Regions from separate parts of the Homo sapiens genome. Here region 1 is linked to region 2. Evidence: chromatin loops called from intact Hi-C (ENCODE). Cell type or tissue: sigmoid colon. All regions are shown on one strand. Each heading gives the region's core, and the rest is flanking DNA. Links, peaks and the distances in the headings are about the cores only.

Region 1 (10,355 bases), core at 1,406-9,405, 790 kb before region 2:
AGTGAGCCGGGAAGCTCTCACAGCAAAAAGGGTGGGTGAGTGGGCATTGAGGAATGAGTAGGAGTTTGCCAGGCAAACAGGAGATGGGAGAGAAGAAGAGGATTCAGGCATAGAAAACAGCAATAGCAGAAGCAGAGACATGGGTAGAATAGGGCAGATGGGAGCCGCAGAGAGAGTGAGCCCAGTTTCACAGTAGGATTTACCCCACATGGACCCTCTGGTGACCACAGGGCCCCAGGACAGGCACTGCAGGACGGCTGGTGAGCAGCTCCATTTGTGGGGTTTTGGAAGCATCGCACATAAACCTACAGAGCCTTCTTTTCTTTCTCCTTTTCTTTTTTCCCCACCAGGGGCACATTTCTCTGTTTATATTTTCTCTCATTCTAAAACCATGTTGACAGATATGATTATTTACGAGTTCGTTAATAAACATTTACGGCAATTGATATGGAAAACAAAGTATGTGATCCATGATGAATCAGAAAAAACATCCTCACAATATATGTAACAGAGTGATATATAAATATAATGGACATCTTTACTTTTATAAATGAATGTGAAAATATTACAAAGTAACAATTATACATATATATTTCACAGGAAGAGAGTGCAAATGCCCAATACCTACAGGAAAATAAGGTAACTCATTGTAATTTATTTTCTCTCCTCTTCTGATGTTTCTCCTCACCTCTTTTTTTCTTGTGAGAGCTAGAGGATAATTCAGAATAAAGTCCCTGCTCTTCTGTGCTATGCTAGACTACAAGTATTTCAAAGGTTGAGGCTATGATTTCTCACAGTAACACCCACTGCATCTAGGGCAATGTCTCAAGTGGCGTAAACACTGAAACCTTTCACTTGTGTAACACATTTTTGTTGCTCACTTATATGAGTCAGCTGCTGTTCTAGTTCTTTGAGATACGTTGTTAAACAAAGGAGTCAAAAATGCCTGTCTTCCCATAGCATAGATTTCATCAGGTAGAATGAGGAAATGGTGGAAATGGACACAGAAGATATACGAGTAAGCCACACAGAATAGAGCAGGAGAGAAATTCTATTTATGTCCAACAGCAACTATTTTGTAAAATAATATTTCAAAGGCTTGGTGTAGCAGGGAGGTAAGAAGTTTAATCAGAAATGCTGTGACCGGATCTGAAGGTTAAAGCCAACATGTATTGATGATGTGAATTTGCTCACCTTAAAAGACATTTCTTAAAATAAAATGATTCTAAAATTCTAAATTTGGAGGAGGCTGGGAGGGTTCAATGAGCATCATAATTTATACTTCTGGGAAAGAGGATGTAGAAGTGAGAGAAGATACAGACCCAGAGAGGAGGGTTTCACTCCCAGTCTCAGAGGCAGCCTTGCAGCCTCATGTTTCTCATGCATTTGGAGGCATGGCCTTTATAAATCCCACTCATCCAGGGTGACTTCCGCCCCCATGAAAGTGGGAAAACATGGACAAACTACTGTTCTATCAGAAGCCCTCACAAAACACCCAACACTTTTTTTTTTACTCAAAGACATGTTAAATGTTTAATTAATTAATTCACTAATGAAGCCCGTAAGCTGTGCCAGGCATTGCTGGAACTGATGGGGGTTCATCCTTGAGTAACATGACAGCAACCAGTCTCCCTGGAGCTGATATTCCAAAAGGAACTTTTCCTAAGTCAAGGTTACATCTGAGCAAACTCAACATCTGATGATTCCTTTCCCAATGGCCCAACCTTCTGCCAGCTGATTATACTGAGAATCAACAGGTTTTGGGTTTTTCCCACTCCATCCCCTGCCTCTCACCCATTCTCCATGACTGATGTCCTGATCTTGTCCTGGGAGGCTGACCCTAAAGGATGGTACTAACCAGCTCCCTGGCTGGCTGCCTTCCTGTGGGGTTGGCCAATGAAAGTCACTGGCTGGAGACAGGAGGACGGAGAAGAGGGAGGATGTGGTATTTTCTCTTTGCTCTTGGAGCATTAGCGCACGGGCAGCCCCTGTGTCCATCCAGGGTGTTAGTGGCCACCGCTGGTCGGCTGCTTCTCCGTAGCTCCATGTCCCACTGAGTGCTGGCAGCTCCATTTCCTTCCTTGCTCTCTCCAGCCTTCCTGCTATTGCTGGGCTCAAGCGGCCCCAGCACCCCTTCAGAGACCCTTAGCTCTGCCCCAAAATCTGTAAATAGTCTTTCCATCAGTGTCTCTCCTCTGAAAGGTAAGAGTGCAATTCTGCTGCCTGCTAGGCCTCCGCCTGATAATCCAGCTTTGCACCAAGAAAGGGAATCTTGGTGAGAAGCAAGGAGATGAATGCATGCTCTAAGCATTAAAATCTCAGGCAAGGCCATGCTGATGTACAGCTCTTGTGGACAAGTGAACACAGAAACGAGAGTGTGTATGCGGAATCCATCACAGAGCATCCACAGCCTGTGGTGACAAGTTCCCCCGCAGGAGAGCAAGCTGGGGATCACAGGAGTGTGTGTGTGTGGAAGGCACTGTGTCTTTTTCGCACATCCAAGAAGGCTCTTCTGAGAAATGGGCTTTTAGGAATTACTTGAGTCAATAAAGTTTTGGGCCCAAAGACCTAGTATCCCCCCGAAAGTGTGAAGGTCCAGAGATAAGAAAGAGTGATGATATCTAGTCAAAGCTAAAGCTGAGCCAGTTCCCCAGAGTGAAGAGGAATGAGAACCTATAGAACTAAGACCCTGGAGGGAAGGTGAAGATTTATGTCATTGTGGGGATGGATGTGAGCTGTTGAGTACTTGGGGCTTTATGGGGAGTCTAATGAAATGCCATCAAAAGACCAGCTGAGGGGGCATCACACTCACATTTGTGGTGTTGTGGATGAGGCTATTGTCTGACTGAGAGGGGCTGGAGGGGGAGTTGAGGAATTAGTGCAGTCCCGAGGCCATGGGGGCAAGATCTTGAACGAGTCCATCACAGGCCTCCATGTGAAGAACTAGATTTGAGAGACAAGTAAAACAGGATTGAGTTCAGCACCCAAAGGTTGCTTGTAGAACAAGAGATAAAGTCACCCTGAGCAGAACCCAGAGCGTCTTGTTGGGGAGGTTCTTGATCACTTTAACAGGACACTTAGGATCAAGCCACATCCCAGAAGGCAGGAGATGACCGCTGCCTCCAGCCTGTTGGGGCTCAGCTCTGCGCTGAGGCTTTTCAGAAAGGCCTGTGGGTAAATCGTTAGAAAGAATGGGCCACAGAGACAGGCACATGCACTTGCCTGTATGTATCCTTTGTGTTTGATGTTGTTCTTTGAAGTCTTCTAGAACTTGCTATAATTGACCAAGTCTTATGATTGAAAGAGTGAGGCTTTGAGGCGTCTCAGACCTAAGGTCAAGGGCAGCTCTGCCCTCATTGGCCATGTGACTCTGGGAAAGTGACATGGCCTTCGTTTACTAGTCTATGAGGTGGGGATAATAACAGTAAGAGCACAGCACTGTGGTAAAAACGGATGGCTTCAGGTGAACCTGCTGACTCACAGCGGGTTCCCTGCGACTTCAGTTCTCACTCAGAAGACATAATCCAAACTGTCTAGTGCTTAATGGGTATGTTTTCTCTCCCTGTCTGCTTCAACCCCCTGGACTTGCCCCTGAACCTCCTCCACCCCCCAAAAACTGTAAATACCTTGAGTTTGGGGGGACACCTTATAAATAAGTATTCCTGCATGAACTGTCCATTGCCACAGGCTCTTAGTAAAGACTTGTTGGATTGCATCGGATTGCTATCCACACTCAGCAGCCTGACCCTCAGCAAAGCTCAAGGATTCAAGGTGATGGGCAAAGCAGGCAGTTTTGAGTCCTACTGGGAAGCTGGAGTGGGCTGGGAATGCCGGAACCTCACTCGGCATGTTCCAAAGCAGAAGCTCTTGGTCTTGACTGAGTCTTAGAATTAGCTGGGGTGGGGTAGGGGAGGTTTAAACATCTCTGATGCCCAGGCCTCACTCCAGATCCATCACATCAGACTCTCTGGGGGCAGGACCCAGGCATAAGCATTTCACAGCTCCCTGGTTGCTTTCTATGTGGAATCAGGGTTGAGAAACTCTGTTCTAGTCCACAGTATCACCAGCAGACATGGGGAATTACAGCCATGTCATAAGTAACCCTTGGACTGCACTGCCTCTGATAAGATCCACAAGGTCATTGCCTTTCTACAAGTCATTGATGATGGGAATCCCTGATCATTTTCAAGATCTCAGTCATGAATATTGTGGATTGAAAAAGAAATATGTAGAAACAGGAACAAAATACTTTCATTATTTCTTATCCTTTGGCATACATTGAATTAGAAAACAAACCATCTAAATACTCTCACTTCAAGTTTAAATTTTTGTGAACTCTGGAAAAATAGTTTATTTATTAATTCATTTATACACTCACTCGTTCAGCTACGCTCTTCAGCAAATTGTATGTGGATTTTCCACTAGAACATAAGACAAGAGGGCATTGCCTGGTGTTCATTCACCATGTCTCCTTCACCCGTAACAATGCCGGGGACACCTCGAGTGCTTGTATTATTCTATGCAGGCTGCCATAACAAATACTACACACTGGGCAGCTGAAACCCAGAAATCTATTTTCTCACAGCTCTGGAGGCTGGAAGTCGAGATCAAAGCATGGGCAGGGTCGGTTTCTCCCAAGGCCTCTCTCATGACTTGTAGATGTGATCTTTCATCGTGTCCTCACAGGGTCATTCCTCTGTGTGTCTCTGCGTATCCAAATGTCCTCTTCTTCTAAGGACACCAGTCACATCGGATTAGGGTTCATCCTAAAATAACCATTTTAACTTAGCCACCTTTTAAAATGTCCTGTCTGAAAATACAGTCACATTCTGAGGTTGTGGGGATCAGGGCTTCAGCGTATGAATTTATGGGGGAGGGCAAAATTGTGTTTATAACACTGCTCGATGCATACAAACTAAAATGAATAGATGAAAATATTTGTAACAATGGAATTGGAGAAAAATGTGAAAATTCATTTGGGGTGCTTGTTAGATCTCCAAAAGAGTAGGTTTGGGGTAGAAATGCTGGAAATTCAGTGGTGGTCTGGGGTGAGCTGCCTTGATACTTGATCTGTCTTCCTTGGAAGGCATGCATCAGCCCATACCTTAGAATTTGACAGGAGACAATATCAAGGAAAACTTTCTCATCTCACAAAGATGGGAAAGAGGAAAAGTGATCTGCCATCTCCCTGTGTGTAGAGGAGGGCAGTGGTGCACGGAATAGGAGAGCCAGCGGATGCAGCCACTTGCCCTGCAAAGTTTGCATGGGCAACTGGCGTGGGCAGCGATGCTGCTGTGACAGAGGCCGAGGTGCCACCGGTGGTTCTGAGACGTGTGGAGAACATTTCACTCTTGGGAGCTGCTTCTTAGTCACCGCAAAACATCCATCAGAAACGAATCTGCCCATGTCCTGCCCGTGTGCTTCTGCAACATGTTGTAACCTGACACCGTTTTTGCATAAAGTTTGTAATTGGACCATTGCACCAAAGAAACCTGAAAAGCCTGCCGTGAATCATCAGGCACGGGAAGAAAGAGAGTGATGTCACGGAAATCTCATTAAAGTGTCCCCGTGCACATTGGAGATTCTTCGTTTTGTGCCACAGTCAGGAGAGGGGAGAAAACCTTTCCTAGGTGATGCTCCCTTGAAGGCTAAGTCTGAGTGTTTTAGGTATTTCCTTTTAAAGAAATCATGCACTATGACAAATGAAAGTGTGTAAGATTGCATTGTTACTTTCCTGTGCATGGCTGGACACACACTGGCGTCAGTCCTTGCCTGGGAAACAGTGGCATTCTGTACTTTATTGGAGTGCATTCTTGGGAAGCATTTGTTTGAGATCCTCTAGGGTCATCTAAGGGGCTCCCATGGCAAAGTGGCTGAAGATAAAAGTCAAGGTGAATCTAGCAGCTCAAAGTTTTCATGGGTCATTTATGATGGGTGTTAGGTCATCATCCTTGCCTATAAGATTGGAAATTAGGAGGCAGACTGACGTTTAAGCAAACAATTAGTAGTGTAAGTAAAGTTAATATGAAGAATAAGTCAGCTGGGCATGGTGGCTCACACCTATAATCCCAGCACTTTGGGAGGCCAAGGCAGGAGGATCAATGGAGCACAGGAGTTCCAGACCAGCCCAGGCATCATAGTGAGACCTAGGTTAAGACCTTGTCTCTATTAAATTTGAAAAGATTAGGCAGGGGTGGTGGTGCCTGCCTGTGGTCCCAGCTACTCAGGAGGCTGAGGTGGAGGGTTGCTCGAGCCCAGAAGGTCGAGGAGCAGTGAGCCATGATCATGTCACTGTGCTCCAGCCTGGGTGACAGAGCAAGACCCTCTCTCAAAAAAAAAGCCAATTTGAATGTTCTGTGTATGTATGTCTACATGCCCATGTGGTATGTGTACACATGTGTATGTGGATGCCTGTATGGTACATGTACCTGTGCCTGTGTTTGCATATGTGCACATGCATGTGCACGTGTAAATCTTTATGTGTATGTAGGTTTGTGTGCAAGAAAGTACATGTCTATATGTGTGTTAACATGTGCATGTATGTGTGCACATGCCTATGTGTACACACGTACAATGTGTGCATGCATGTACGCACCTATATAAGCATGTGTGTGCCTGTCTGTATGTGTACATCTCTGTGTACACATACATGTGTGTATAGGCATGTATGCATGTGTGTGGCTGCCTGTACGTGTACGTCTGCATGTGTCCACATATGTGTGTATAGGCATGTATACATGTGCATGTGGTTTGGAACAGGGAGCTACAGCATGACAGGCATGGCATTGTTCAGAGAAGAGAAGTGAGAGAAAGCTCCTGAACTCCTCCTCAGGAAGGCATCAGGAAGCGCGGCCTCTGCCTATCGGGATCTCACCACAGGGCTCTCCTCCCGACCCACTCCGCTGTGAGTAGAAGGGGGACATTGTCCCCACCAAGCCCCTGCATCCAGTTCTTTCCCAGCTGCTTGCCTTTTTCTCTGCAGGCTCCTGTAGGATGTACAGAGCCTCTTCAAGGGTAGTCCCTGTGACTTCCACCATGGGGTTGAGAGTGCAGACTGAGTTTTATGGAAATATCTCACGTGGTTCCACTTTCTCTGTTGGGGCCACTGAGCAATGCATTCCTTCTGGGCCCGTGTGGCCTTATTTTTCTGTTTTTTTCTTCACGCCCTATTGTTGAAGGTTCTATGGTTTCATATGCTTTATCCCGATAGCATGTTGCCCCCTCATAGCAGCTGGTTATTTGGCCCTGATGAGGTGGAGCTGGGGTTCCCGTTCCGGCTCCAGCCCTGGGCTGTTTGAAATTCACCCCGCCCTGGCTCTTGATTTCCTCTCCCTCTGGTTTCTAGTAAGGGGAGCGCCAGTCCAGTCTGAGCTCCACTGTCACTGCCGTCACCTTCTGATGGAAACCTGCTAGTTGTAAAGTCACCTCCCTCCATGCTCCATGGGAATGCTTGACGACTCCAGATATCCTATAATTAACTGCAGGGCTTGACGGGGGACAGAGAAACTCCACCGCATGTTTATTTTTACAAAGAGGCAGCCGCACAGAGGTTGCTGAGCACACATTTATGCTGAAACACTCGCCTAGGCAGCCCTCTTCATGGCCTGTAGGATGACAGTGAGGGCACTGTTGTGTTCAGCAATTGCCACAGGAAATGACTTTATGCAAATAATCCCAGGGGAGATGCTGTAGGCTCTGAGAAAGCCGTAATTACAGCTTCCACCCGGGCATTTTCAGTGATCAAGTCTCTGGAATGTAATCTTTCCAGGCCTTCTGGAACTGGGAGTGATAAACAATCATTTGGGATAATTGCCCGAGAGCAGCCTCCACTCTCCCAGAGGCCGTGGGGCAGAAATTCCAAGTCCCTGCCTCTGAGAAGGGGGTCCTTTGGCCACCTCCCTCCGCGGTCCTGGCCAACATGTCTGCATCTCTGAAATGGAGCTTTCCTCTCTCCTGGGCTGTTCGGAAACCGCCTTCTGGGATAGACATCTCCAAGGAAGAGCTGTGTCTACTTTGTTTCTTCCCCGCCTCTCACACCCGGTTCAATGTGATACCACAAATATGGCGAGCTGTTTGAAATAATTTGCAGAACCCAACACTGAAGACAAGCTCCAACCTTCCAGGGTATATTTTGAGTATTTTAGCACGAGTGTCAAGATTTTATGCGTTACAGTATGCTCATGATATCTTCCCTGCGGTTTATTTTGGGCGAGATAAAATCTGTAGCAATTAGTTTCTCACAAGTCTATTTTATGCAGAAGAATCTGTTATTTCCTAGGCGTGTGATTTCTTTGGTTTTACCTTTACCATGAGTGTCTTCCTTCCCAGATCTCTGCTCCCCCTTGGGGTTGGCAGTTGTCCTTCGCTTCTGCCTTCTGGGCTGTGCTCCGTCCCTTAAATGCTGTTTGGGAAGACGTCAAGTGCAAATGAGGAAGCTGCTGTAGGTTAGTGAGCCATACCCAGGACCGAAATAGAAAAGTGCTGGTACCAACAGGAAATGAGAGAGTGTGTGTGCAAAGATGAGGCTATGGTTGGGATTTTGTATTTTAATCTTGTCTGAAACGTGTGTATTTCTGTCATGGGAACCAGCAAAGGACGTAGAAACAGGTAGCGTAAGACCCCTTAAGATAAAGGGAAGGAGTCCATTGTTTGCATAGAGCAGGTGTCTATGGGCGGTCCACTTTCTCTCTTTGCGTTTCTTCGAATTCTTCATTTGTACTCCATTCAACCACTTGTAAACCCTTGGTCAAACTGTTAATTGAGACGTAAATTCCATTGTAGGTATCCCTGCGATCGAAGGAAATAAAAATTCTGTCTCTCTGGAATTAGGAAGAGCATGCAGAACGTTGAAAGGGTTTAAGATGGACTAAGGTGTGTGTGAAAATGCCTCTTTTCAAAAAACCAGAAAAGAGAGCCTGCACTAATTACATGATTGTGCTTTCTTTTTAAAAAAGTTTCCAATTTTACTTAAATGGGAGAGAAACCACAGCGGATGAGGCACTCCAGGCCTTTTTCTTTTTTTCAGCAGTGGAGCAGCAGAAATCATGGATCACAAGTGTCTCTGTAATCAGGCTGCACCGAGACATTTCTCGGCATTTCTGATGTTTCAACCCTACCCCACCTGCCAGGAGGAGGCTCCAGCCCGCCAGGAGGGCAGGAGGCCATTGCTGCTGCCACTCCAGAACCTCATAAGGGTTTATTGTCTGCCCACAGTGTATTTGTCAAGGTGGGCACCTTGCGTCGTGGGGCACTCTGTTTTTTTTTCTCTCTCTTTCTTTATATATATGCATACACAGACACACACACACAAACACACACACACACACGGTCATTGCAGTTTACAAAGAAAAGAAAAGAAAAAAAAGAAGAAAAGAAAAGAAAAAAGGCAAACCAATTCCCCTCTGTCTGGGACCCAGATCAGAGCCAGCCTGCCATGACCAGTCTGGAAGAAGGTGGCAGAGAGGTGGGGCAGCTTCCCGAGGCCTGGGAGGTGCGTCTCCATGGCAACTGCGGGGCTTTCCCAGATGATGTCACACATCACACAGGATTCCTGAGATCCACCTGGAGATTGGCTGGTGAAGGATCACTGCCTTTTATCTTGTTCCAACTCTTTATTTGCGCTATAGACAGGCACTGTTTCTTACTTTAGCTCCGAGAGCAGTTTCTTCTTGATACCTAAACTGCTGGGCTGACCCCTTGTATCCTAGATTCTTTACAAGGGGGAAAAATATGTTTTTTAAACAAACGTGTTACCAGGGTGAAGTCTGAGGAGCTGGAAGGGAGGGAGACAGGGGCTTTGCTGTCCTGAAGTGATGCCTTTGCTGTGGCGTGACAGCTCAGACTGGAGCCGGGCCCCAGGGAAGGGACTAAGTAGGTGTCTGTTGCTTTTCCAGCTCTCCTACTAGCCGATCAGCTCTTCTCCCAGGTGGACCTCCTGATCCTCCGGAACCTCCTGGGTCCTGTCCCAGCAGCTGCAATTTGCAGAAGAGGAGATTGGTCAGGAGGGAGATGCCGTGGCCTCACTAGCAGCTGCAGGCTCTTTGCCTGTTTGTGGTGTAAATGTTTGAGTCTCCCCCTAATTCACATGCTGAAATTCTCACCCCCAAGGTGATGGTGTTAGGAGGTGGGGGCTTTAGGATATGATGAACTCATAAAGGTGGACCCCCCATGAATGGGATTCGAGCCCTTTTGAAAGAGATCCTGGAGAGCTCCCTCACTCCTTCCTCACTCCTTCCACCATGTGAGGACACAGTGAGAAGCCGCCATCTATGACCCAGGAAGCAGATACTCACCAGATACCAGATCTGCCAGAACCTTGATCTGGGACTTCTGACCTTTAACACTGTGAGAAGTGA
Region 2 (10,355 bases), core at 1,187-9,186:
GGGTGAATGCTCTGAGGCTGTAACAAGCTGAGGGGGAACAAGAAACACTAAAATTCTGTGAATTCCAGCGGCATCAGTTGAATGTTAATTATGGCACATCAGGTACTTTCCCTTAGCAGCCAACAGAGTAAAAGGGAGTCGGTCTATGTACATAGATGATTGCTTTTGAGGTGGCACTTAACACCTGTGTTTCCATCATATCCCAGTGGTAGACTAGAAAATGGCAACAAATAATAGAATTTGTGTTATTCTCATAGGATCTTTTTAATAAGTTATAGATTCATCTGAGGGAGTACCAGACTATTGGGTTTTAGAGATTGACAGCAAAGAAGAACTTAGGCATGAATCTTCTTAATAACAGCTAATATAGAAATAGAGGAAAAAATCATTCTCACAATACAGATAGATTAGAAAGTAATCATTTATATTCAACAAGTATTTATTGCATAACTAAAAGATTCTATGTGAGAGTACTACACGTAATGATTTTCTGTGAAGCAGTTAAGATACAATTTGTTCCTCTAAGAAGGAAAACAGGATGTATGCATCTATGTTCTCTGCCAAGCACACTAAGGCTTTTGCTTTTAATTCATAAACATTATGCAATACAATGGCATACAATAAAGTTCCTCTTTGTTTAGTAGAGCTGAGGGTGTCCCAGTTGGTTGCAATATATATATTTAATAATTAGATTGTGTGTGTGTGCACAAGTGTGTGCATGCACATGTATGTGTGCATGCATGTGTCTGCATATATGCACACACACGAGGGTGTGTAAGTGGGTATGCATGTGTGTGTGTGTGTATATGTTCACATGTGAGTGTGTGTGAATGGACATGCTTGTGTGTGTGTGTTCACATTGTGCAATCCAAATGCCCTGCTTTATGCATCTGTATTCAAGACTCAAGTCCTGCGGGGACAGAGTAACTTGTTTTCAAGAGTGTTTGGCACAGCATCCTGCAGATGTGGGAACTTAGTAATTGTGTGCTGAGGACGATGATTAGGTTGATGACAAATTTGTGTGTTGAGTAGAAAGAGCTTACTGATTAGTTTCTGGAATTGTTGCCCAGTTTTAAACAAATGGGGTTTTGCTGTTTTTTTTTTTTTTGATTCGTGGGTTCTGTCATGTATTTAGTTAAACTATGAATGCTGCATTAAAATGAATACCTTCTCATCTTCCTGGAATATGCGTGGGCGTCTTGCAGGGATTACGAGTGGACTTTGAGCGTTGCACTTCTCCCACACCTTCTCCTGTGTCCTAGGCATGGCCAGGCGCAGAGGCCCAGGGAGGAGCACCAGGTGTTCTGGAGCTTTTATTTTGGGGATTTGTATGTGTATTTTTTCAGAGGTCTCCTGAAATTTCTCAATCCTATGCCCCAGAAAATATCCAGATTGGCACTAGGTGTTACTCTTTGGCTTGAGACTCTCTTATTAAATCTTGCTGTCATGTGTGTGATTTTATTATTTTTTTAAAGGATATGAAATATGCATCCTTAGTAAGCAATAAAGGGGAGCCGCACATGGATTGGAGCCATGATGTGCTCCACCTGCTGGAAACATTTCCAAGGATCCTGTCTCCTTTTACAAACTGTATTTATGATGGTAGCCCCTGTGATGATGAGTTACATGTATTCTGTTCTCTGTGCTACTCAAATAAAAAGTGGTAGCTGTTCCATTTCGCTGTTTCAGGAATGTAAGAAAAATATGAAACTGGAAGATCCTTGCTCTAAAGAGTAAAAATTCAAAAAACAGAAAAGGTTTTCAGTACTGTGAGAAATGGTTTATGAGTCTTTGCTAAGAAGTGGTATTATCTATGAGGGCAATAAATATGAAGGTCCCAGTGAAATTTAACTTTTGGGGAAAGTTGCTATCTTAATCAGCTTGGATTTCAGACAAATGTCTGATGGTGAAAATTTAAACAAAATAAGAAAAACAAAGAAAAAATAAGCTTACTAAAACAAAATAAAGTGACACAATGAGACACTGAGAAAATACAATGGAGGCTGAGTATTCAGGATCAAAAGACTCAGTGTTTTACTAGGACTTCCTATGGAAAAGTCTTCATTCGATTAGACAGATAAATTTGATTCCACTTTATTGAAATGATCAAGAGGTATGTGCAAGACTTCAGGAATCCTAAGTGACGTTTAAAGCGTTTTTAAGCCGTGGGAAGATCTGGCGTGACTTATTGTATTTGAAACTTCAGAGCAACTCCAAAGGCAAACCCAGCTCAGGGAAGACACATTGTTACTTGTACTCAATAAGTAGATGCTAAGAAACATAACATGCTTCTTACCTCAAGGCTGAGGTTAAGATGGTAAATTGAGTTTTCAAACGGACAGTAACACAATGCCCATCACAGCTGTACCTAGACCCGGAGCCTGATAAAATCTGCCGCTCTACCCCGACCACGCCACGTGTCTCAGCACGTATTTGTCTGTTTTCACACTGCTGATAAAAACATACCCAAGACTGGGAAGAAAAAGAGTTTTAATTGGACTTACAGTTCCACATGGCTGGGGAAGCTTCAGAATCATGGCGAGAGGCAAAAGGCACTTCTTAAATGGTGGCAGCAAGAGAAAATGAGGAAGAAGCAAAAGCAGAGACCCGTGATAAACCCATCAGATCTCATGAGATTTATTCACTGTCATGAGACTAGCATGGGAAAGACTGGCCCCCGTGATTCAATTACCTCCTCCTGGGTCCCTCCCTCTACACGTGGGAATTCTGGGAGATACAATTCAAGTTGAGATTTGGGTAGGGACACAGCCAAACCATATCGCAGCATTAATTATTTCTACCTACCTATACTTGCCACAAGCTTTGCCATGGACACGGGGATGGGAAAAGAGATAAAACTAGACAGATAGGAAAAACAAAGTGGCTTAGGACTGGCCATTGACTTGAAGAAGGGAAACATGAGAAGAGATGAAAACTCTCCATGGGAGTTCAAGCTCCTTCCTTAGGGGAGGTGGTGTAAAGAGGAAATTTAGGAGATGCATAATGAATGCTGCTTCCATGCCAGAGAACAGTGTAGGAAATTTCATTTCCTTAATTTAAGAGGATTCTAACTCATGCTTGAGCAAATGGATATAGAAAAATGTTATGAATGATAAATTATTTTGTACTATTTTGTTTTAAAATAACCCATATCATTTTATAGCATGAAAATTCACTCAAATGTTGAAGCTATCATAGGTCTTTAGCAATGAGCTTTCTCCCAGGGAAGAAAGTGAAGAAAACAATTCAAAGGTAAGGCTAAAGGTGACCCAAGATTTAGAATTGGGCTCATCGGATTTCAGATTCTGCATGTGACTAAGTCAGAGCCAATGCAGTCTTCACTTCATGTCAGCAAGAGCCACACTCTGAGTGCCAAACACAGCAAGATATTGCAAGGTTTGCATGATATTCATGGCTCAGGAACATAATATAATCACAAGCAAACTTAAAAAAATCAATTAATTCTTACCTTCCAGGCAATAAAATATCCAAAAATCACAAACACAGATTTGACTCTATAACCGCTATTGCTAATGATCCCTGGCTAAAATGAGCATGTGAGCCAGGCATAGTGGCTCATGCCGACAATCCTAACACTTTGGGAGGCAGAGGCAGGAGGATTGCTTGAGGCCATGAGTTCGAGACCAACCTGGGCAACAAAGTGAGACCCTTTCTCTACAAAAAATTTAAAAAAAATTAGCCAGGCATAGTGGCACACACCTGTAGTCCCAGCTACTGGGGAGGTTGAGGCAGAAAAATCACTTGAACTGAACAGTTTGAGGCTGCAGTGAGCCATGATTGTGCCACTGCACTCCAGCCTGGGTGACAGAGTGAGTCCCTAGCTCAAAATAAATAAATACATACATACATACATACATACATAAATAAAAATTTAGAGGTTAGCATAGGATTTTTTTTTTTTTTTGGAAATGAAATTTCTATTGCTTTTAAAAAAATACAAATCGATTTGTGGTGGTTCTGCGATGATCCCACACAAAGGGATATTCTACATTTCTTTTCCCTTAGGCTTGGGCCACCCTAGCTTTAGGAAAACTGTACATTTTCCCTGTTTTAGCTATACTTTGTAAAACTATTAGAAATGCCTGAGAGAGAAATGGGAAGAGAGCAAACAGGGACTGTGTAATGTGTTTGTTTCCTTTACATTCCTTTGTTGCATGTTTGCTAAATTCCTGTGAGTTTAGCCTTAAGGGTTTGAGATTCGGGACTACTGGGCAGGACCTGCTCACCGGCTGCCCATAACCGTCACAGTAAGAGAACACAGACAGCCACAGGAAGTGAATCTTGGAGCTGTGATGTCATCTCGGCTACTACATGTGTATCTGTTCTTACTTAGCCTGGAGAGCATTTGGGGAAGGATAAGAATTAGGCAGAGGATAGACAATGGGCAAAAAGTTTTGTAAGGGAAACTGTCAGTTAGCAAGAATGCACATGAATATATAAGCACAATGACTTGTCAGTTTGGTACTAGGTGATAGGGTGAGTTTTGGGAAGGGATGTTAATTTTAGTCTCCAGTTTTGCTGAGGTCATAATTTTGATTCATTTTTTTTAAGTTTTCATTTTATGCCAGTAGATGAAGCAGATAATCAGCCTTACCTCCAGGTACTCAGAAGGTACTTGCCCAGGGCTGCACAAGTTGCACCAATGATGACAATAAGAGGGGCATTTACAGTTTACATAGTGTCTGAGATTTTAGAATTTATTATGAAGAATAAAAAAAGGTATAGGGAATAACATAATGAACCGCCAGCTTTCTTAAATCTTCATATTTTGGCATATGCATTTCACACTTTTCAAAGAAATTAAACTAAACATGAGGTCCCTTATTGAGCCCTGAAATACCCCTTTTCTCCCCTTTTGAGATAACCTGTTACCCTTAATTTGTTTTCAGTCACCCTATTCATATTTTATGCTACCTTTATATATGCATATTCATGAATTTTTCATGCAGTGCTTTATCTATTTTAAAATTTAAGTGTCTCACACTGCACATTCCATTTCTTACATATTTTTGTCACAAAGTTTTTGGAGAATTTATTCTGTTACCCAAGCAAACTTGTTAACTGTTTTGTAGTATTCTGTGGTGTGAATATTTCAGTTATTTTTCTTTTCTTCTGTTATGCTCCTTAAGACTGATTCTAATAATAGTGCACGGAGTGAAGGATGTTTTATTTTTTTTTTTGCTAGTCTTTTTTAGGAACATGTGTCTAGGATTTGCTGGTAGCATGCAGCTCCTTTTGCAGTTCGTTTAGCAGGCACAGACACACTTAGCTGCTGCAGGGTACCACGCTTATCCAGCCTTGGTCCCAGAAGAAGACAGGAGTAGCGTAGGGAGCTGTAGTCTCCAGCACACTCCACAGAACACCAGCAACAACATGCAGGGGCCGCAAGCCGCTGAAATGCGGGAGCTATTTGTTGCTGCAGCTTCCAATTAAATCTGACAAAAGTGAGGAGGCAGTCACCAGTGTCATACATGTGAGATCTCAAAAAAAAGTTCTCTTTTTTTCAGAAGGCAATTGGATGTATGTTCCATTTTGATTTTTTTAAGTCAGTGTACTTAATGAGTTGACAATATTTTAATGTGTTCAGTCAGAATTTAGGGAAGAATGAAATTTTCCCACAGGGAAATAAAAAGATTTCTGCGACAGAGCAGCAACCAAAGGGACATTTACTTGGGTCCCCTGGGGCCTCTGCCTCTGCTGCAATCTGACGGTGGCTCTGCAACTGGTACCCAGTGGCCAGCCCAGGGCTTCTCTCAGTTGTTATCCTGGAAATTCCCTTCTGTTTTACTCAGTGCTGATTACCTATTCCCAAAATCTGACTGTTCTCATCCTTGACCTAACCCCTCATTTCCTTTGTTCTACTTTCTAGGTTCTAGGATATTTCCTTCTCATTGTATTTCACACCAAATCCTATTTCTTGGCTATCTGAATGTTCCTTTTATCTTTTCTTGATTTTTTTATTATTTCAAGAAGGTAATATTTTATCATATGTTTATGGATAGTACAGATTGTTTTAAGCAAGATTTCTTTTTTTTAAGTTGTTTTCTAATATTTTTCATTTTTTTCTTTTTTTACACTTCGCCTCATTTTCCCATTTAATGTAAGTTTGAGGCTTCCTTCAGGTATCTACAAATGTGATTACTTGGTAAAACTGCATGACTGTCTCCAGTTTTACTTAATGCCACCAAATTGCTCTTGAAGGGCCTGTGCCAATTTAGTGTCATGAGCAGAGAATGAGCATTTATGTCACCCACCCACCCACCCGGGTTTTTAACATTCAGTGACCAAGATAAAACACAGCACCACCTTCTACTTGTCTAACTTTCTTAGGTCTCAGGGGACAAGCTTTGGAAATTTAATTTCCTCAATAACCACCCCGTTAAAGTATTCTGAGTTTTGAGTGGTTCTTGACTGCTGTATTGTTTCATTAAAAGTGCATTCTTTTTTCATGGATTTTTTAATAGAAGTTTGTGTTTTAGATTTATTTTATATATATATATATATATATATATATATATATATATATATATATATTTTACCTCGCAAACATAAACAGGGTATAGAATTAACACAATTTGTTTTGCTTTTGTTTGTAGAATTCTTGATTTTTTAGATCTTTTGGAATGAAATGTATGAATGTTGTTCTGCAAAAGATTTTGTATTTTACTCTTACTTGTAAACTGGATAGACCTATTTATTCAATAATATAAATGGGAATATTCTGTGTTACAACGACTTATTTCAATCTACAGTTGCTTGTGGCTTTTTGTCCTTGTAGAATGTGACATCTATATTAACAAATATTGTGATGGAAAAGTAGAAATAGGTTTATTGACATTTCAAAGGGACAGTTTTATGGCATAATTACTTTATAAGACTAGTACATTCATTTGAATGACTAGAACTAATTAATATGGTGAATAAAATTTAACTTCCTTGAGAAAAATCATTAATGGCCATTTTGAAAGAAGATGATGAAATAATTTGTGTTATTTCAAAATAAAAGAGGATTACATTTTAATCTAGATTTCTCAATTATACCAAATCAGAAACATCTATCATTACTCTCTTGCTCTGAGATAAACATAAATAAACACATCAAAACTATTTCATCAAACTCTAATACCAAGGCGCTCAAATGGAGTACCATTTCCATCAGGCAAGCTTGCTACTAAAAAAAATTTAAATTTTTGTTAACTATATTAGTATGTACTGAACTTTATCTGGAGAAATGGAAGAAATTATATTTGTTAATTATTGTAAAAAAATTACAGGAGGAAAAGTGAGATTTTGTTAGTTTTGCTTTTTGTTTGGATCTTGTTGGAAATGTATTTTCTTGACTACTATATAAACCCAAATGTCTGCATATTTAACCATAATCTTGGTTGCTATGAAACTGGAGATTGTGTTTTTAAAGAATATTTACTAGCAAAGACATTTGTGCTTTCATAGAATATGTATACCGAAAAAAATTTAAATTCTATTGAGAAAAGGCTGCACTATAGTAAATCCATAATGAAAAAAAGAATTACTCTAACAGTATTACAGTTATACCTGTACTTTTCTATTTAGACGAAGACTTTCTGCAGAGCTGTAATGGTTACTTTTATGTGTCAGTTTGACTGGGACACAGGGTGCCAAGATATTTAGCTAAACATTGTGCCCAAGTGTGCCTGTGAGGGCGTATCTGGAGGAGGCTAGCCTTTGAATGGATGGACTGAGAGCCTTCCCAGTGTTGGTGGCTCTCATCCAACCAAGGGACAGCCCCAATGGAGCGAAAAACAGAGGAGGGCAAGCTGTCTCCCCTGTCTGACTGATTGAGCTGAGACCCTGGTCTTCTCTGGCCCTTGCACTGAAACTTGTGTTGGCTCTGCTGATTTTCAGGCTGTGAGACTCAGACTGGAATTTACACCACCGACTTTCCTGTGTCTCCAGCTTAAAGATGGCAGATCATGGGACTTAGCCTCTATAGTCATGTGAGCCAATTCCTTATTCTACTTATACATCTACATATGGAAACATCCTGTGATTTCTGTTTCTCTGGAAAACTCTGACCAACAAAAAAGTCATACAATTTTAATAGCCAAAACCTGCAGACTATGCACTTTTGAAATGTCCAGGACAACTTTAGATGAGAACACAAATATTACCTCATCTTAGTACACAATAGACTTTTAGTCTATAACGAAGCAAGCAAAATTTTAAAAAGTAAAGACTGAATAAGAAGTATAATATCTCTGAGGAATAGCCACACCATCTTCCACAATGGTTGAACTAATTTATGTTCTCACCAAAAGTGTAAAAGCATTCCTATTTCTCCACAACCTCGCCAACATCTGTTGTTTTCTGATTTATTGATGATCGCCATTATGACTGGAGTGAGATGATATCTCACTGTGGTTTTGATTTGAATTTCTCTAATGATCAGTGATGTTGAGTTTTATTTCACATGTTTGTTGGCTACATGAATGTCTTCTTTTGAGAAGTTTCTGTTCATTTCCTTAGCCCAGTTTTAAATGGAGTTGTTTGAATTTTTTTTCGTAAATTTGTTTAAGTTCCTTGTAGATCCTTGACATTAGACCTTTGTCAGATGGACAGATTGTAAAAATTTTATCCCACTCTATTGACCCAGCAATCTCCTTACTGGGTATATACCCAAAGGAATATAAATAATTCTATTACAAAGATACATGCATGAGTATGTTTATTGCAGCACTATTAACAATAGCAAAGACATGGAACCAACCCAAATCCCCATCAGTGATAAACTGGAAAAAGAAAATGTGGTACATATACACCATGGAATACTACACAGCCATGAAAAGGAATGAGACCATGTTTTATGTAGGCACATGGATGGAGCTGGAAGCCATTATCCTCAGCAAACTAATGCAGGAACAGAAAACCAAACACTGCATGTTCTCACTTATAACTGGGAACTGAATGATGAGAATGGATACAGGGAGGAGAACAACATACACTGGGGTCTGTTGGGGGATGGGGGGAGGGAGATCATCAGGATAAACAGCTAATGCATGCTGGGCTCAATACCTAGGTAATGAGTTGATAGGTGCAGCAAACCACCATGGCACATGTTTGCCTACGTAATGAACCTGCACTTCCTGCACATGTACCCGAGAGCTTAAAATTTAAAAAAAATTTAAAAAGTATAACTTGTAGTCATGTATATCTTAAACAACTTTAAAAACTAATGTACTGTGTTCCCCCTTTTCCTTCAAGGAAAACCATTATAATATGATCTTGTCAATAATCAGCATTTTCTAGTTAGGAAACTTGATAACATTATCAAAACTGTTTTTTTGAGAGAATACAATTTTGACAATTTCTACATTGAGTCAAAACTTCTGTGATAATTAGTTTTAAATTGACCTAGGCTACTTTCTTACTGTATTTAGAAAAAAAAACAAAACTGAGATTATATATAACCTACAAAATATCAACATACAATATCTGTTCATTCTTTAAATCTTGGGATATTATTTTATTTTCTATTATCCTGTGAATTGAAAAATTTTACTCACATGACTTTTACCTCTATCAATTGTCTGAAAATTAAAATGATACTGAAATAGTAAGGATTAAGATTCTTAGCCTAATGTTAACAACAGTTCTCACCTTATCCATGGGGGATACATTCCAATACCCCGGGTGTATGCCTGAAACCTCCAATGCTACCAAGCCCCACATACTCCATGTTCTTTCCTATACCTACAAATCTATGACCAAGTTTGATGTACAAATTAGGCAGAGTAAGACATTAACAATGATAACTAATAATAAAATTGAACAATTATAGCAATATATTATAATAAAAGGTTATCTAAATTTGGTCTCTCTTATTTCACTGTATCACCAATAACTAAAACTGTGAAAAGTGAAACTGTGGATAAGGCAGGACTATGGTACTTAATTACTAATTCATATGAAGCAGATATGTTTTAAAGTGTTCAGAGAAGAAGGGTATCTACTTTTGTCCCTGCCTTAAACCTGCCTACCCTGAAAAACACTTTCAATACTGTTCAGCATAAAGGAGATAAGTGAGTAAATGCGGCAGCTCACAGCTGAAGAGGATGCTACAATTTGGGTGCCAGAGGTTGCAGGTGAAAAACAACAGAAGCAATAACAATACTCAATGAATTTTATGGAGCAGTATTGTCCTTAGAGTTGTCTCCCATGCATCCTCATTTTGTCATCATGGTCATCCTGTGAAAAGCCTGCCCTTGTGATCCCCGTTTGATAGGGGAGGAGGCTGCTGCTCAGAGGACTGTGTGACCTGCACATGGCTGTGGCCCTCGCTTGTGGAGTGTGCACTT

The links. A loop is a pair of places that touch in the nucleus more often than their neighbours do. Peaks named below come from ENCODE experiments on the same cell type or tissue, not always from the same donor. Only the 100,000 strongest peaks of a DNase experiment are listed, where the experiment ranks them.
Region 1: a loop joins it to region 2, with 2.0 times the contacts of the local background. A loop is called at or near these places in 2 of 110 quality-filtered maps.

Annotation. Positions count from the first base shown.
Region 1 is chr10:3,477,040-3,487,394 of GRCh38, forward strand. All of the region lies in intron 3 of LINC02669 (long intergenic non-protein coding RNA 2669), which reads right to left. All of the region lies in intron 1 of LOC105376360 (a long non-coding RNA gene), which reads left to right. All of the region lies in intron 1 of LOC124902538 (a long non-coding RNA gene), which reads left to right. LOC107984192 (a long non-coding RNA gene) reads left to right here and starts at 6,508. Exons shown (of 2, transcript XR_001747329.1): 1 at 6,508-8,444; 2 at 8,782-10,355. RefSeq lists an enhancer at 8,970-10,169. In sigmoid colon, for the core only: no CTCF peak of the experiment used is centred there; DNase peaks (open chromatin) are centred at 5,462 and 7,317; H3K27ac peaks cover 2,553 bases.
Region 2 is chr10:4,266,029-4,276,383 of GRCh38, forward strand. No RefSeq gene overlaps it. Among named protein-coding and RNA genes, the nearest start is that of LINC00702, 27 kb to the left of the region's middle. In sigmoid colon, for the core only: no CTCF peak of the experiment used is centred there; a DNase peak (open chromatin) is centred at 4,273.